Linked DNA regions of Homo sapiens: region 2 is linked to region 1. A link is a contact called in ENCODE Hi-C or POLR2A ChIA-PET data. All regions are on one chromosome and are shown on one strand. The core of a region is the stretch at or near the end of the contact, and the rest is flanking DNA. Distances in the headings are between cores, read along the strand shown. Region 1 has its middle 30 kb from the start of RPN1. Region 2 has its middle 24 kb from the start of COPG1.

Region 1 (2,587 bases), core at 46-2,545:
TCTGTGACCTTGGCCAAGTTACTTCTGCTTTCTTCACTGTCCTTATTTGTCAAATGGGAATGCTAGTACTAATCACCTCACAGAGTTGTAGTAAAAACTGCAGGCTGGTGTAGTGGCTCACATCTGTAATACCAGCACTAAGGGAGGCAGAGGTGCGAAGATAGCCTGAGGCCAGGAGTTGGAGACCAGCCTGGCTAATACAGAGAGAACCCCATCTACACACATGCACCTGTGACTGTAAAGACTACGTGACTGTTGCTACTACATTATTATTATTATTAACAGAGGACACTATTAAGAATCCAGCATTGTAATCTGAATACTCATTTTAATCCTTCCAACGATCCCCCAGATCGTTGTCTCATTTCACGAAAGAAAAGGAGCCTCTAATCCCATCCCTACCAGGGTTTGGCAAAGTGGGCAAGTGAGAGGCTCAACCATGAGCTTCAGTTCCTCCTCTGTAAATGGTAACAATGGCACTGTCACAAAGAGGACCAAGTGAGACCACAGGAGGCCCGTGTGTGTGCGTGTGTGTGTGTATGTGCCAGAGACAGAAAGAGAGAGAGAGACAAAGTTTCACTCTTGCTGCCCAGGCTGGAGTGCAATGGTGCAATCTCAGCTCACCGCAACCTCCACCTCCTGGGTTCAAGCAATTCTCCTGCCTCAGCCTCCTGAGTAGCTGGGATTACAGGCATGCGCCATCATGCCCAGCTAATTTTGTATTTTTAGTAGAGATGGGTGAGTTCTCCATGTTGATGAAGCTGGTCTCGAACTCCCGACCTCAGATGATCCGCCTGCCTCGGCCTCCCAAAGTACTGGGATTACAGGTGTAAGCCACCCAGCCCGGGCTTTTTTTTGGGGGGGGACGAGTGTCCCTCTGTTGCACAGGCTGGAGTGAAGTGGCACGATCTCGGCTCACTGCAACCTCTGCCTCCTGGGTTCAAGCAATTCTCCTGCCTCAGGCTTCCAAGTAGCTGGGACTACAGACGCCACCACGCTGGCTAATTTTTGTATTTTTAGTAGAGACGGGGTTTCGCCATGTTGGCCAGGCTGGTCTCGAACCCCTGACCTCGTGGTCCGCCCGCCTCGGCCTCCCAAAGTGCTGGGATTACATGCTTGAGCCACCCCGCCGGCCGGCCGTTCTTAAACGCACGACTACTTCCCTAGCTTTCCAGCACCAAATCCAGCGGCCCCACCCGGCCACGCCCCCACGCCAGGCCATGACCCCCATATGGCTCACTGCGCAAGCTCACACCCAGTCCCAGGAAGCGAGCCCCACGTCGCCCCAGCTCTGCATTCACAGCCGCCAAGCGGTCCCGGAAGCCGAATGCCGGATAGGTCAAAGACAGCGCCGCTGCTCCGGCACTGCCGCCAGAGGGCGCGGAGTCGCCGTGTTGGCCTGCACCTCCCTTGTCACGTCAGCCGAACGGCTACGGCAATGGAGGATTTTGCCGTATGCGACGACAGGATGACTGCTTCCCCTGAAGCTTCACCAAACACGGAGAGGCTTTCCTGTCCCTGGGAGACGCGGTGATGTGACGCAGCGGTTGCAGCGAAGGTTTCTTGTAAAAGATGGCCGCTGCGGAGTTGCTAGGTGTCTCCTGGCAGGCGGCGGCCGCACCACAAGATGGCGGCCCGCCCCAGGGTCCCACACGCGGGGCTGCGGAGGCGGCGGCCCCGAGGGTCCCCGCCCCTTGCTGGCCCTGTCCCCGCGTGCGGGGCTGCGACCTGCCTTTGTGTGCGGGTGGAAGTGCGGGCCGCCTTGGGGCCGAGTTGCAACTTCGCGACACTCCACTGGAGTGCGATGAGACGATGAGATGTTACCTCCTAACACTTCGGGAGGTGGGCAGCATGGCAATTCCTAGTAACCTCAACGCGATTCACTCAGACTTCCTTTTTCCCATCCTGAGCCGCAAAACCAGGAACTGGTGAAATAAATCAGGCCATCTTTCAGAGGAATGGCCTGCCACCGTTAAAAAGAGCAAAGCTGCAGTTTATGTACTAATGTGGAACCAGCTCTGAGATAAATTAAGTGAAAGAAAGCAAAGCACAGGAAAATGTGTATAGATATGCCTTTGTGTTTTTAAACAAGAAGACCCACATAAATGAAGATATGAATGTGTAAGCATAGTATAGCGGTAATGGTAATAGCGATCGCCCAGCCTAAGGAAGGGAATGGAGAGATACGGAACAAGGATGGGAGGAGACAGTTTTCATCTAAGACCGTTGGGTTTTCTGAGCTTTGTACCATGGACAGGTGTTAATTTTAAATTTTTTGTAAATATTTAAATTATGGCTTAAAGACAAGTTCTTTTGTAAGGGTATAAGGGCAGACTAGCACATAGAAAAAAAAAGACTTTTTTAACCTGGAACCAAGACATTTGATAAACATTCATGAAACTCAATTTTCAAGGATAAAAATTTCAAGGTCAATACTGTAGTACTTACAGCAAAGAATGCCAATCATTGTGACAGCCTGAGCCCTCTTGAAAGCTAGTTTTTGTTGGCGGGGGGTCAGAAAATTTGGCCTGGGAAGCAGGAGGCACTCGACCTATTTGCTGATGCTGAATGCCTTTCTACTGTAAGC
Region 2 (2,587 bases), core at 59-2,558, 540 kb after region 1:
TTTTAGTTTTTTTCTGTACCACTTACAAGCTAGGATATAGTCTTTTTAAAATAAATACTTGTGAATACTTGTGGGGAATAATCATAATAGTTCTATTATGTAAAAGATGCAAACTATGGATGCAGTGGACAAAGTGTAGATATAAAATGCAAAAATTAGGCCAGGCATGGTGGCTCACACCTGTAATCCCAGCATTTTGGGAGGCCAAAGTGGGCAGATCACAAGGTCTCTAAGAGACAGAGACCATCCTGGCCAACATGGTGAAATGCCGTCTCTACTAAAAATACAAAAATTAGCTGGGCGTGGTGGCACGCGCCTGTAGTCCCAGCTACTCAGGAGGCTGAGGCAGGAGAATCCAGGAAGCAGAGGTTGCAGTGAGCCAAGATCGTGCCATTGCCCTCCAGCCTGGTGACACAGCGAGACTCCGTCTCAAAAAAAAAAAAAAAAAAGAATAAAAGAAAATGCAAAAATTGGCTGAGCATGGTGGCTCACGCCTATAATCCCAGCACTTTGGAGACCGAGGGGGATGGATTGCTTGAGCTCATGAGTTGGAGACCAGCTTGGGCAACATGGCAAAACCCCATCTCTACAAAAAAAAAAAAAAATACAAAAAATTAGCTGGGCATGGTGGCAGGTGCCTGTAGTCCCAGCTACTCAGGAGGTTGAGGTGGGAGGATGACTTGAGGCCAGGAGGTGGAGGTTGCAGTGAGCCGAGATCACACCACTGCACTTCAGCCTGGGCAATAGATCCAAACCTTGTTTCAAAAAAAAAAAAAAAAGCTGTTAAGTAAGGATGACAGGCTTATGAATATTTTTTTTCAATTTCCTCAAACTTTATGTAATATTGCACTGCCTTTAGAATAAAAAGTAACTCCTACCCCATAAAAAGCTAGGTTTCCTTTTTTGGAATTTATTACAGAAGAGAAGACAGAACAGAAATTTGTATCCTGCTACAATTACAGTGTTATCAAACTATAGTCCTATATGGATGAGGACTGAAGGAGGAATGCTGAGACTGTTGAGGGTTTTAAAATTTTTATTTCCTTTCCTGTTATGTTCCAAAAAGATACACATCAAGAATGGGAGGAACGAACTTTTAATTTATTTTCTCAGTTTCCGGATGCTCTATCTTCTTTTTCAAATTATAAAAATTCTCTTTTTTAAATACAAGCTGACTGGGTTGTCCCTGAAACACATTAGCTCAAGCTTCTGACCTTTGGAAAGCAAATCAGAGACTATGTTGCGAAAGAATTGTAATCAGCCTCGGTGACTGTGAGAGTTATTTAGGACACAGCCTCTTGCTCAGTTACAGCTCCAGCCTAGGGCCAGCAGGGCACTGGGACATGCTGGCAGCCACTGCATACTGGGCACCGGAAGGAGGATCTGCAGCAAGCTGGGACGTGGAAGGAAGCCACAGGACTTCCTCTGCAAGCTCTGCCAAGCCAAACGAGTATTATCTGCCCTCGAGTTTGTTTTTGCCATGGCTAAACACGGACTGCAAGTTGAACGTAATCCAAGCAGATCATTTCCCTGCAATTTTAAAAAGCAACGTAAATCCTAGACTTGACATGGTTCAAATCAGCTGGAGCAGGGCATCTCAGGGAGTAAGAGAGACTTGGGCTACTTCTAATTTTGTTTATTGATATGAAGAAATAGTAAATACAACTTAAAAATTTTGGTATGCTGTATTTTATTTATGAATTGCTTTTAGAGACAGGGTCTCAGTCTGTCTCCTGGGCTGGAGTGCAGTGGCACAATCATAGCTCACTGCAGCCTTGAACTTCTGGGCTCAAGCAATCCTCCTTCAGCCTCCCAAAGTGCTGGGATTATAGGTGTGAGCCACCGTGCCTGGCCAGGTAAGCTTATTTTAAAATAGTAATATACATTTTTTAAACCTTTAGTCACCTTTTCAAGTAAAGCACCTCTACATTTAAAACAATGGAGTTAGCCAGTCATGGTGGCTCATGCCTATAATCCCAATTTTAGGTAGGCTGAGGCGGGAGGATCAGTTGAAGCCAGAAGTTCAAGACCAGCCTTGGCAACAAAGTGATACCCCATTTCTACAAAAATTGTTTTTTTAAAAAAGTTAGCTAGGCATGGTGTATGCCTGTAGTCCCAGCTACTGGGGAGGCTGAGGTAGGGGGATCACTTGAGCCTATGAGCAGAGATCATACTACTGCACTCCAGTCTAGGTGACAGAATGAGAACCTGTCTTTTTTTTTTTTTTGAGATGGGGTCTCGCTCTGTCGCCAGGCTGGAGTGCAGTGGCGCAGTCTTGGCTCACTGCAACCTCTGCCTCCTGGGTTCAAGCGATTCTCCTGCCTCAGCCTCCCAAGTAGCTGGGATTACAGGCACGTGCCACCATGCCCAGCTAATTTTTGTATTTTTAGTAGAGATGGGGTTTCACCATGTTGGCCAGGCTGGTCTTGAACTCCTGACCTCATGATCTGCCCGCCTCAGCCTCCCAAAGTGCTGGGATTACAGGCATGAGCCACCGTGCCCGGCCTGAGACCCTGTCTTAAAAACAACAACAACAAAAATCCCACAAAATACAATGGAGTCCATTGTTAATTTGAAAAAGTATAGT

The links. Hi-C counts contacts between places; a loop is a spot of excess contacts on that map. ChIA-PET counts read pairs that join two places held with the same protein, here RNA polymerase II (POLR2A). Pooled maps may share reads with other maps.
Region 2: a loop to region 1 is called in a pooled map, with 3 times the contacts of the local background. The contact joins two enhancer-like sites. A Hi-C loop is called at or near these places in 1 of 37 single-sample maps with no recorded cell type and 3 of 50 pooled maps. POLR2A ChIA-PET finds 5 or more read pairs at or near these places in 2 of 52 experiments (activated naive CD4-positive, alpha-beta T cell and common myeloid progenitor, CD34-positive).

What each region holds. Positions count from the first base shown.
Region 1 is chr3:128,679,501-128,682,087 of GRCh38, forward strand. No RefSeq gene overlaps it. Among named protein-coding and RNA genes, the nearest start is that of RPN1, 30 kb to the left of the region's middle. RefSeq lists enhancers at 1,020-1,712, 1,187-1,316, 1,427-1,596 and a silencer at 1,657-1,876. Within about 2 kb of position 1,296, at least 40 of the 41 ENCODE cell types and tissues checked have a DNase peak (open chromatin) inside an H3K27ac peak, as active enhancers do.
Region 2 is chr3:129,223,828-129,226,414 of GRCh38, forward strand. No RefSeq gene overlaps it. Among named protein-coding and RNA genes, the nearest start is that of COPG1, 24 kb to the right of the region's middle. Within about 2 kb of position 1,309, at least 37 of the 41 ENCODE cell types and tissues checked have a DNase peak (open chromatin) inside an H3K27ac peak, as active enhancers do.